Regions from separate parts of the Homo sapiens genome. Here region 1 is linked to region 2. The links are chromatin contacts, found by Hi-C in ENCODE. All regions are on one chromosome and are shown on one strand. The core of a region is the stretch at or near the end of the contact, and the rest is flanking DNA. Distances in the headings are between cores, read along the strand shown. Region 1 overlaps PARN (poly(A)-specific ribonuclease). Region 2 has its middle 36 kb from the start of ERCC4.

The links. A loop is a pair of places that touch in the nucleus more often than their neighbours do. Pooled maps may share reads with other maps.
Region 1: a loop to region 2 is called in a pooled map, with 5 times the contacts of the local background. The contact joins two enhancer-like sites. A Hi-C loop is called at or near these places in 2 of 37 single-sample maps with no recorded cell type and 3 of 50 pooled maps.

The regions. Positions count from the first base shown.
Region 1 is chr16:14,603,963-14,610,857 of GRCh38, forward strand. It overlaps PARN (poly(A)-specific ribonuclease), which reads right to left. Exons shown (of 24, transcript NM_002582.4): 7 at 6,682-6,847; 8 at 5,096-5,161; 9 at 4,319-4,357; 10 at 2,522-2,564; 11 at 184-264. Among named protein-coding and RNA genes, the nearest start is that of PARN, 23 kb to the right of the region's middle. Within about 2 kb of position 4,214, at least 3 of the 41 ENCODE cell types and tissues checked have a DNase peak (open chromatin) inside an H3K27ac peak, as active enhancers do.
Region 2 is chr16:13,952,840-13,958,807 of GRCh38, forward strand. No RefSeq gene overlaps it. Among named protein-coding and RNA genes, the nearest start is that of ERCC4, 36 kb to the left of the region's middle. RefSeq lists silencers at 3,311-3,380, 4,621-4,670, 4,691-4,750 and enhancers at 3,838-5,037, 4,851-4,970. Within about 2 kb of position 4,677, at least 34 of the 41 ENCODE cell types and tissues checked have a DNase peak (open chromatin) inside an H3K27ac peak, as active enhancers do.

The sequences.
Region 1 (6,895 bases), core at 2,964-5,463, 650 kb after region 2:
TACGTCTCATGCTTAAATCTAACTTCCCCTTATTCTAGTCCAGGTTTTTCTGCCAATTCCATTGTTCTATGAAAGAAAACTATTCATTAAATTGAATCCAACATATGATCTGAAATAGACAGGAATAAATCAATATTTATGTTGCCATTTCTCACCCCCCAAGAATTAACATAGCCCAATTACCTGTTCTTTGGCATGTTTCTGCTGCTCTCTTCTTTTGCGTTCTTCTTCATCTACTTTGCTGATAACTATATATCGCTCCTTCTAAAAGACATAAAGCAGATATACAATTTTCTTTTCTTTTTCTTTTTTTTTGAGACAGAGTTTCGCTCTTGTTGCTCAGGCTGGAGTGCAATTGCATGATCTCAGCTCACTGCAAACTCCGCCTCCTGGGTTCAAGCGATTATCTTACCTTAGCCTCCCGAGTAGCTGGGATTACAGGCTTGTGCCACCACACCCGGCTAATTTTTGTATTTTTAGTAGAGACGGAGTTTCTCCATGTTGGTCAGGCTGGTCTCAAACTCCCCACCTCAGGTGATCCACCCGCCTCAGTCTCCCAAAGTGCTGGGATTACAGGTGTGAGCCACGGTCCTGGCCACAGATATATACAATTTTCTAGAGACAACTTAATCCAAAAAATTCAGATTTCTGCTGCCATTAGAATTTTTTTTTTGAGACAGTCTCACTCTGTCACCCAAGCTGGAGTGCAGTGGCACAACCTCAGCTCACTGCAAACTCTGCCTCCCAGATTCAAGTGATTCTCCTGCCTCAGCCTCCAGAGTAGCCAAGATTACAGGTGCGCACCAATACGCCCAGCTAATTTTTGTATTTGTAGTAGAGACAGGGTTTCACCATGTTGCCCAGGCTGGTCTCAAACTCCTGACCTCAAGTGATCTGCCCACCTTGGCATCCCAAAGTGCTGGGATTACAGGCATGAGCCACCACACCCAGCCAGAAGTTGTAATTTTTGTAACCGCACACTTTTTTTGTATGTGTGACAGGTTATCACTCCCATTGCTCAGGCTGGAGTGCAGTGGCATGATCACAGCTCACTGCAGCCTCAAATTTCTGGGTTCAGATGATCCTCTCACCTCAGCCTCCTGAGTAGCTGGGACTACAGGCATGTACCACTATGCCTGGCTAATTTCTTTTTATATTTTTAGTAGAGACGGAGTTTCACCATGTTGTCCAGGCTGGTCTCAAACTCCTGGGCTCAAATGACCTGCTCATCTCAGCCTCCCAAAGTGCTGGGATTACAGGCCTGAGCCACCATGCCCAGCCACTGTAGTCTTTCATGAGCCAAATACAACAGAAAATACTTTGAAATGCCAACATAAGTTGAGCTAATGCATTACAAACCAAATTTTGTCTCTGTGTTTCCATGACATTTTCCTACGGTTTACTAATTCAACCCAACAGACATCAGTTAAAAATATCAACAGACTGTGAGAATAAGACATTTCCTATGACAAATACTAAAAAAGTTATATTGCATTTGAACATTGACTTCTGAAGAGTTTTAAAGTAAAATGTATATGTTGTATTAACATTAACAAAACTTACATATATATGTTGTATTACCATAAGAAAAAACTCTGGATTTTCTGCCAAAGTGTCAGATAACTAGTACTTTCTTTCTCATATATTTTGTGTCCACTAAAGATAAATTATCTACCAAGATTATTTTTCTACTTTATTTAATCTCTAATTTTATACCTGACTTAACAGCAACAACAAATTATAAAATTGAAAAACTGCAGAAGGAACCCACCACTAGCCACCCACTTCCCATCACAATTCTATCAGTGTACCCTGTGTACTCAGGACAATAGCTGTGCTTACGACCCAAATTCTAAAATTTAATTTTGTCTGCCCACGCAACATGAAGCCATTTCTTCACATGTACCATTATAGCTTTCTGCCATAGTAAGAATACAAACTAATATTTGTATACTTTCAAGTTTACAAGGCATCACTTCCACTTACCCACGGTATCACCATAAAAAGGCTATGAGAAAGTATAGATCACCGTTATCATGCTCAGTCCCAATGTACAGAAGAAAATTAGGCTTAAAGAGATCAAATGACTTACCCTAGGTTACCTAGCTCATAACAAGCACAGACAAGATACAAATTCTGACTTTCAGCACACTAAGGATTGAGCATGGTAGCTCAGGCCTGTAATCCAGCACTCTGCGAGGCCGAGGCGGGCAAATTGTTTGAGCCCAGGAGTTCAAGACTAGCCTGGGCAACAGGGCGAAACCCTGTCTCTACTAAAAATATAAAAAATTAGCCAAGCATGGTGGCACGAGCCTGTAGTCCCAGCTTGGGAGGCTGATGTAGGAGGATCACCTGAGCCCAGGAAGTCAAGGCTGCAGTGAGCCGTGACTAACCACTGCACTCCAGCCTGGGTAATCAGAGAAAGACCCTGAGGGAAAAAAAAAAAGAAAAAAAAAAGAAACCCCTAACAGTGTAACAATGGATGTGTTTAATGTTAGCCCTAGATAATTCTTGGGGTTACCTTTTCAGTTTCTAAAGTCTCAACATGAATGCCTTTCGGATACCTAAAGAAAAGAAAAACATAGTATCAGTAGATGAGTCAATGACAGCTAAATCCCAAAGTATTTTATAAGCAACTATCCAGCTACTAATTAAGTAAGTTTTATTAACTACAAAATAATTATCACTACAATGGAGACTTTACAGCACATTTATTTTATAACGTTTCAGCTGCTAAATGTTTCCTTACCCTTGCTCTTAAACACATAAACGTGGATTTGACTTCAAATTAATTTTTTTTAGGACTTAGGTATTTTCTATTTTTTTTTTTTTTTTTGAGACAAGAGTCTCTCTCTGTCGCCCAGGCTGGAGGGCAGTGGCGCGATCTCGGCTCACTGCAAGCTCCACCTCCCTGGTTCACGCCATTCTCCTGCCTCAGCTTCCCAAGTAGCTGGGACTATAGGCACCTGCCACCACACCCAGCTAATTTTTTGTATTTTTAGTAGAAACGGGGTTTCACCGTGTTAGCCAGGATGGTCTCGATGTCCTGACCTCGTGATCCTCCCGCCTGGGCCTCCCAAAGTATTGGGATTACAGGTGTGAGCCACTGCGCCTGACCAGGACTTAGGCACTTTCTAAAATGTCCTACATCTCAAAATACAGTCAACTCATTACCACAGAGTCAAATCTTGCTTCCAAATATAAAAATGTTTCCTAACTGAAATTGTGAAAGTCTTTTTATTTTATTTATTTATTTATTTTTTTGAGATGGAGTCTCACTCTGCCACTCAGGCTGGAGTGCCAAGCCGCAATCTTGGCTCACTGCACCTCTGCCTCCAGGGTTCAAGAGATGCTCCTGCCTTTGCCTCCCAAGTAGCTGGGATTACAGGCATGTGCCACCATGTCCGGCTAAATTTTGTATTTGTAGTAGAGACGGGGTTTCACCATGTTGGCCAGGCTGGTCTTGAACTCCTGACCTCAGGTGATCTGCCCACCTCGGCCTCCCAAAGTACCAGGATTACAGGAGTGAGCCACCGCGCCCGGCCTGAGTCTTTTTAGATTGCACAGGGCATATAAAGAGGAGGTTTTAGATGGCCAGCTCTGCTGTAGTTTTGCATGGTATTAACAGCTTGCATCAGCCAAGGAGGAGAGGGATCTGGAATGCAGGTGGAGTAGGCTGCAAGGACGACATGACAGGAAAGGAGTGTGGGCAAACTAAACAGCCCTTTCCTGTTGTGTTCAAAGTATATTCCCAGTATACATGTCACTGGTAGATTCCAACAGAAGAACAAGGTCCCCAAAGTCAAATGGAAATGTCCACCTGTCTATGTCAATGTTCAATTTCTGAGTTGAAGACCCACCTGCAAACACAAGGAAACCAAGGGAAACATCCTTGGAAAAATACACACACAAAAGTCTGGATGTTATTTCAGGGGATTCACAGACCTCCTGAAACCCATCCATAGTCTCACCCTAAGTTAAGAACTCTTGCTTTACCAAAAGCATTCATCTGAGTATTTCCTAGGTCTGAAAACCAAATATTTATTGTATACCCCAAAGGACAAAAACACTACCAATCCATAGCTTAACAGATGCACCAAAGTGATAATTATTTTAAGAAGCCTTAAAGCATCTGTTAAAAAACAATAACAAAAGAAAATTAAGTGAGTATTCAACTTAAGAAAGTAGGGGGAACTTCATGTAGTCAAATCACTGAGAACCGCAGAATTTCAAAAAGGAAATGAGAACTAAGAGATTATATTTAGTCTTTAAATCCTGGGTCCCCCACAGAGCTGCTGCATACAATATAAATACTTACTTCCAGCTCAAAGTCTGATAAATTAGTTTTCTTTGGAACCTATAAAAACAAAAGAAAAGGTATTGATTTTGGCTCATTAGAAGTAAATCCAAACTGATCAAGCATTTGTTGAGAAGGATTTCGCTTTAAAAAGAGACTTCATTAGAACTGATAGGTAATTTGCAAACAAAAATACGCAGGTTTTTTGAGGTGGGGGGATTTCCTCATCACTTGTCTTCTAAAATTTTCTTTAATATTATGCTGCTTTTACTGAAGAGGTAGAAGTTCTCGTCTAATCAAAATATTGCTTCCTGCAGCTGCATAAAGAGAGCTTAAAGTAGACAGATGCATTGAAATACTTTTGTGAAACTCCTCACAAAGTAAAAGGAAAAAAAGACAATCACGTTACTGACTCTTTGAAATGCTAATGTTCTCTGAATACAGAGAGAAATTAAAAGGGTGGAAGTAGCCTGAAAGTGAATTCTTTCTTCTGAAGCCTTCACGTATTAAGCGCGCCTCAAGGCCAAATTAATTATGCCACTCTTGGGCATAACTGAAAGTCAAGGTTGCACAACAGTTTTCTCCGCTCCAAGTACAGGACAAAGCATTCATTCAGTGTCTCAGTATACACAGTCATCCCCACTGTGTAACGCTAAAGTTAGTGTTTAATTCTTGAGAACATAGCAATAATAAAAAGACCCTTTATAAAGCTGTTTTTAAAAGACTAGATGCATCAAATGCCACAAACCATCTACCTTTCCAAAAAAAGGACATGCAGAAATGTTCAGGACAACTAACCCGGTACATGGCTCTAAATCCAAGTTCTTGTTTTCTTCACTTTGTAATAAATCCTCTATTTTCTCTCTGAGGAATAAGAATAGACCATAACCATCAGTACCTTTAAGGAATGAAGTCATCAACCAAGAAAATAATCACAACCAAAAACAGTCTAACTATAAGAACATGTGACAATGTAATTCTACCAAATTACCCTAGAAATTTTAGTTCAAAGACTTTTTTAAAAATGCTTTATTTTGACCTAGGCATAGAATCCCAGCACTTTGGGAGGTCGACGTTGGGTGGATCACTTGAGCCCAGGAGTTCGCGACCAGCCTGGGCAATATACTGAGAGCCCCTCACTACAAAAAATAAATCTTAAAAATTAGCTGGGAGTGGTGCAGTGTAACTGTGGTCCCAGCTACTCCAGAAGCGGAGGTGGGAGGATCACCTGAGCCCAGGAAGTTGAGGCTGCAGTGAGCTGTGATCGCATCACTGCACTCCAGCCTTGGCAACAGAACGAGACCCTGTCTCAAAAAATAAATAACATAAAATAAAAAAGCTTTATTTGGCGTATTTTGGGGGGAAGAGGGTTACTGCTGCTATTTATTAGTGACAACTTCTCAAGGACTCGTCAATACAAGTGATTTAATTTTTGACTTTCCCAGTAAAATGGTTACACCAACAACTAAGCTGAGCAAGACCAGACACTTGTCCAAAATCACATCTGCTTGTCGGCACCTTTACTGCAAGCAAAGAGAACATGGACATGCTACAGGCTGGATAAGCCTGATCCACTCCTCTGCCTTCAAGGACATTGGACAGTGGCTGTCAGGTATTCAGTCCATGCAAGTTTTAGAAGTCAGCTGATTAGCATTTAAAAAACAAGAAAAGGGGCTGGACAATGGCTCACGCCTGTAATCCCAGCGCTCTGGGAGGCTGAGGCAGGAAGATCCCTTGAGCTCAGGAGTTTGACACCAGCCTGGGAAACATAGTGAGATCCGTCTCTATTAAAAAAAATAAAATAAAATAAAAAATCCACGCAGGTCTGACCACGTACTGAAATCTCTTGCCTAGTGACATGTAGCAAGTCCAAGTACAATACATGGAACTCTATTTACAATTTGTTGCTGTTACACTAATTTGAATATGCCGGCTAGGCATGCTGGCTCATGCCTGTAATCTCAACACTTTGAGAGGCTGAGGCGGGCAGATCACTTGAGGCCAGGAGTTCGAGACCAGCGTGGCCAACATGGCAAAACCTCGTCTCTACTAAAAATATAAAAATTAGGCGGGTGTGGTGGTGCACGCCTATAATCCCAGCTACTCTGGAGGCTGAGGCACAAGAATTGCTTGAACCTAGGAGGCAGAGGTTGCAGTAAGCCAGGATTGCACCAATGCACTCCAGCCTGGGCAAAAGAGCAAGACTGTCTCAAAAAAAAAAAAAAAAAAATTTTTTTTTTAATATGCCACAATTATATCCTGCCATTCACAACATCACACCCGTGTGTGTACTATGTTTGTAAAGCACAGGTTTGAGATATAGATGCCTGTCATCCCCAATATATAGCACACAATGCACGCTTAGTTTTAATTTAGGAACTTACACCACTTGGTCAATAAACTTCTTTTGATCCTCAGGAATCGTGACAGGACATTTTGAAGTGTTAGGAGATACATAGGACAGAGCTCCTGCACCATTCGCCTGTGAACGTTTTTCATCATACTGCTCTCTTAACTGTCTTTCTTCTTCCTGATTTAAATATGGAATTCCTAAACACGATTTTAAAAAGAATGCATTAGCAGAAGTAACTGTCTAAC
Region 2 (5,968 bases), core at 3,427-5,926:
ACTCACATTTTTTTAAAATCACTTATGCATTATCTCATTTAATCCTCATAACGAAGCCATGAAGGTACTATTATTTAATCTTGTTTTACATGATGAAACTGAGACACAGAGACGCTAAGTAATTTGCTCAAGGTGGAACCATGATTTGATACCTTGATGTACAGCCCATAATGAAATAGTGGGGTTATGGGGGGTAGTGGGAAACATTTCTGTACACTTCTATGTATCTGATTACAAATATGTCATAGAAATATGTCATAGAAAATGCAAATTGGTTTTTTGTTTTGTTTTTTGAGACGGAGTCTCACTTCATCGCCCAGTCTGGAGTGCAGTGGTGCGATCTCTGCTCACTGCAACCTCCGGCTCCCGGGTTCAAGCGATTCTCCTGCCTCAGCCTCCCAAGTAGCTGGGATTACAGGCGCATGCCACCACGCCCAGCTAATTTTTTGTATTTTTAGTATAGATGGGGTTTCACCATATTGGCCAGGATGGTCTTGATCTCCTGACCTCGTGATCCGCCTGCCTCGGCCTCCCAAAGTGCTGGGATTACAGACATGAGCCACCATGCACGGCCTGCAAATTGGTATGTTTTTATATCTCTCTTAAAGTGTCAAAAGGAAGTATGTAAAACTTAGATACAATAATACTGAGTTTCCTCTCTGTGTAGAGCTAGATATTTAGCAGTTGCCTAGGCTGCCTCTGATTTTCTAGGGCCATATGCCTCTTGGTCACTGATTAGGAAGGCTATTTTGCAACTTCATAAGAATAGAGGTTAATTTAAATAAAACTGTTGGCCATGCAAATGATTCTTGTCCAGTTGCATTGCAAAGGTCATTGCCTAGTGTAGCATTAACCAGTTTTGCATTTTTTCACAAACGTATTTCTGCACTCCTTTGACCAACAAATTCCAAATCTCCAGGTCCTTGACTTTCTTCTGAACCAGTCTTAATGATTTCCTCATTGAGTGAGTCAAATAAAATCTTTGACTTCTGTTTTGTTCTTTTTGTATAAGAGGCATGGTTTTAACTTTTTTTTTTTTTTGAGATGGAGTCTCGTTCTGCCACCCAGGGTGGAGTGCAATGGCGCAATCTTGGCTCACTGCAACCTCCGCCTCCCGGGTTCAAGCGATTCTCCTACCTGAGACTCCCAAGTAGCTGGGATTACAGGCATGCACCACCACGCCTGGCTAATTTTTGTATTTTTAGTAGAGACCGGGTTTCGCCATGTCGGCCAGGCTGTTCTCGAACTCCTGACCTCAGGTGATCTGCTTGCCTTGGCTTCCCAAAGTGCTGGGATTACAGGCGTGAGCCACCGCGCCCAGCCTATGGTTTTAACTTTTTGAAAATTGTCCTTTATAATGGTATTGCCAGCATGAGCTCCTGAAGCTCCCATATAATGATAAAACCCTGTTTCCAGCCTCATGCATCCTAAAGTTATAAAATAGAAGAGGGTAATATATATACACATGTATATATATAAAATCAAGAAATATATATATTTCTTAAATATGTAAGAAGTATAACGTACTAATACATTAACATTGAAAACTATGATTAGATATTAATTTTAAGAACTACAAATTTTAAGATGCTGGCATTTTTCAATGGACTCATCCTCATTCCGTTTACAAAAGCTCAGCTGAATATTTAGTCTAAGTTTCTTTTCTGTGTAGCCGTTGACTATCAGTGTTAAAGAGGCTGATTCATGAATGAGAAAGAAAAGGAATTTTTGATAATCCCAAAGATCTATTTGTGTGACTAAGATATTTCTACGTGAGAAGAACACAGCTCTCTGAGGCCTGAAAGGTAAACAAAATCAACTCAAGATTTTAAATAAAAGAGTTTCCTGGTTTCATGAAAATAGTAAATAAACCAGGTCTAATAAAATGGTAGTATGGCATATTTGAGATGGTAATATTTAGGGACCCTTTCCTATAATTATGAGTTCCAGAACTTGGTGTCAATTAAAGAGTCCTCTTAACTGAGTAAAAGATTTGCCTCCCTGTGCAACTTTATTTCTGGGAAGGGTGACACCCAACAGAAGCTTAGGAGAGAAGACAGTTTAGTAGACCAAGAGAAGCGTGACCAGGCAGGTTTATTTTCAGCGTCAGGCATTAGTGCATAAGGCAGAGGGCTCTCTCTGGGTTTGATGCTATAACAAACAGTCCACGCCATCGAGGGACATTCAGTCTTGCAGTGAAGAGAAGTCAGAGGCAGAAAATGAGCAGGTGGAAGAATAAAAAATCCACAAGAGAGATAGAAGTGTTCCTGAGGTCAGAGGAAGAGGTCATATCCCTGCAGGGAACAGGAATAGCCTCAGAGAGGAGGTAGAATTCGAGATGGGTCTTAAAAAACAGCTAGGATTTCAGCAGACAGATGCAGGGCTCTGCACTTCAGCCCCGGTCTACCACATTAGTGAAGAAACAGATGGGAAATAGAATAATGTTTAAAGAGGGAGTTGTGAACGCTAAGTAGGAGCAATACGAGGGCCATATTGTAGGAGTCTCTTAAGGGCTAGGATGAGGAGTTCTCATTTCAGTAGAAAAGCGAATGTTCAATTAAGGAAAAAATGAACCAGAAGACTTTTAAAATTTTGGTCTGGCAGTAGAGATTTTGAAATGGAAAGGAACTAATATTAATTTACAGTGTGCCATGTGGGTTGTGTATGCTACCTTTACAGACAAAGAGACATACTGAGAGATTAAGTGACTAAAGCCACAGTGGAAGGACATTGCAGATTCAGACTCCAAAACCTGTCATCTTTCTGCCAGACCTTGCTGTCTAGAAGGGAGGATTGGAGGTGAAAAGACCACCTCAGAAGCTGTTGTAACAATCTAAGCAACAGGTAACGAAGGCCAGAACTAGAATGACAGCTTTCGAAATGGAAGGAAGGACAATCTTTGGAAGGTGGCAAATGAAATGTATGCCCGGGAAGAGTCTAAATAATGCCTACTTTTTAAGCCTGGGCTCAGGAGATGATGAGACTGTTGAAGAGAAAAGTTAAAGTCTAGAGAAGGACTTGATTTGGAAACGGAGAAGTACAGTTTTGATGGGAAAGGAGAAGTACGGTTTTGATCAGGTTGATTTTGAGATAGCAGAGAGCCAGGGGACAGTCTCAATACAAGATGTAGTAGGGGTTGGGCGTGGTGGCTCACGCCTGTAATCCCAGCACTTTGGGAGGCCAAGGTGGGCGGATCACTTGAGGCCAGGAGTTCGAGAGCAGTCTGGTCAACATAGTGAAACCCCCATCTCTACTAAAAATACAAAAATTAGCCGGGCGTGGTGGTCCACACCTGTAGTCCCAGCTACTTGGGAGGTTGAGGCGTGAGAATCTCTCGAGCCTGGGAGGCTGAGGTTGCGGTGAGCGGAGATTGCACCACTGCACTCCAGCCTGAGTGACAGAGACAGACTGTGTCAAAAGAGGGGGAAAAAAAGAAAGATGTAGTAGGCATCTGCACTGAAGTGAGAACTGAAAACATTGGCTGAATAAATAAGTGGTTAAGGTAAAGAAACCTGAAACGACTAACAGAACGCTAAAAATGCCTACACTTAGGAGGTGGCAAGATAGAGACAGAAAATTAGAAGAAGAAACTGAGTCATCCAGCAGCCAGAATGAAAACAGGAGGGAATTTCAAGGGAGTGACCCACAACATCAGGAGTTGAGCCGTATGAGCGCTGGCGGCCTTCAAGGCAACAATGAAGACAGCGCTGGTCATCCTGTGTGGTGTGTCCAGGAGACCTAGGGGCACACGCCCGCCTGGGGGTCTGAGGAAGCCATGGGGGGTGGTGAGGATGAAGAAAACGAGGATGGGCAGGCTGAACAGAGGGGCGATTTTGCTTGTTGGTGATCAGGATGAGGGAGCAGAGCAAAGTGGGAGAAGGAAGGCACTAGAGAGAGAACAGAGAATTAGGCAGAACCAAAATTTAGTATTGTGGGGGATGGGGGTGGAGGGAAAAAAACGAACGTGGTTTTGCTTTTCTTCCTTTCACACCTACAGAAAACCTGTTTTTGTATTGAATTGCTTCTTCTTAAAGACCAGCATCAACCTGATCATGCTCCCCACCATGTGAAACGGAATGGGCACGCCACGATAAGTAGTAATGAGCCTTTTCGGCAGCCTTCTGTTTTAACAAAAAAACGCTGCTGTTTGGCATTGAAGTTTGCTTGTGTTTAAGCTCGCGGTGGAACAGCCTAGGACCCCTCTCTGTTTGTAACCTGGCTTTATAATTTTGTTATTATTTAAAGCCTCCCTTTCAGCGATTTTTTAAAACCAAAATATATGCTGGCTAATGTCATCTGGAAACTGAAAGTCGATGTTCAGCAACTCTCACTCGCCAATCCTACAACTTGGTAAGGATTTTTATTTTGGTCGTACTGAGCTTACTGTAACTGGGGCGGCTGAGTTGCTATGGTAATTTGTTCTCAGAACAGAGCACTTTGCTGCAATGCATGGAAACAGCAGATAAATCTACTTTATGTTGACTTGATTGTGACATTAATTCTAGTTGAAACATCCTCCATGCTCCCATCAGGACTCATGTATAAGAATTTTAAATTGGAGCCAAGAAGGCATTGGCTAAAAGAATTGCAACTTCGGCTGTTTAAACCCAGGCCTTCACAATTCATGCAACTGAAGGCTGTTGGCTCACAGCCTAGAGCGCTGCCCCGGGGGCGGCTTGCAGCTGGGGGAAGGTTCATCACTGAGGCAATTATGTGGTTAATTGCTCCAGTGTGGGCTTGGGCTGAGAGTTGTGACTCATGCCGCCCTCTGTCACTAATAGATGGGGGTAGGGGGTAGAGTGGACAGGACTCAAGGACTTACTGAAAACTCAGCTGCCTTTTCCCTTTCCTCTTGCAAATAAATCTGTAACTCACTAACATCTGCCCTGGAGATGTGGGAGGAAGGTAGACCTCAACTCCAAGACTTGGTGCTCCCGGCCTCCATTGGTAGGGGTCCCCATTAAGTCCCACGTCCTGAACTACACTGGAGCCCTCGGACACTTTAAGGATCACTGCACTCCGAATTGGGGTGTATCTTCCTCCAATTCTTGCCTAACCATGACAGAGGAGAGACAAAAACTAGATGCCTGACTTCGAGCATGACTCATTATAAACAAATAGAGGACAGATTGACTTCCTCTTATCAGAGCCCGAGTCTGCGCCCCAGGACACAGCATGAGTCAGACTTGAAGTCCCAAGTCTTGTTGGGAATTTTCCCCCTGAGAAAGAGGTAGATTTTTGAGTAGAGTTCTGTTGATTTCTTGAATATTATCAGTGACCCCATGTTAAGCCCTGGGCTTCTGCATCAGGTCACATCCCTTCGAAACCAATAGAGCTTCCAGAGTAAGGATAAAAATTGGCTGTGCTCACAAAGAAACTCATTTGGAATTGATAGAAATGTTTGTAATTTTAGCGGTGATGGTTTTGCAATGTATAGATGTCAAAATCATAAAAGCATACACTCAATATGTGCAGTGTATTGTATATAAATTATACTTCAAATATTTTTTAGAAGAAACATAGTTTAGCAGGAAAAAAAAAGATGTAGTAGGCACCTGCATTGAAATGAGAACTGAAGACATTGGTTGAATAAGTAAGTGGTTAAGGTAAAGAAACCGTAAACGACTAACAGAATGCTAAAAATGCCTACACTTAGAAGAAGGGAAGATACAGACAGAATATTAGAAGAAGAAACTGAGTCATCCAGCAGCCAGAATGAAACAGGAGGGAATTTATAGGGAGTGACCCACAACACCAGGAGCTGAGCAGTATCAGCGTAGATAGCCTGGTGGCCTTTGACGCAACAATGAAGAGAGCACTGGTCATCCTGCGTGGTGGTTAATTATTATTATGATTTATCATGAAGTTCAGTGTTACCTCCTCCCTTCCCCATCCATACCGATCTATTGCTTGTATTTGGGTGCAAACACACACAGAGTACCTGCCTGAAGGGATCATGAGGTCACAG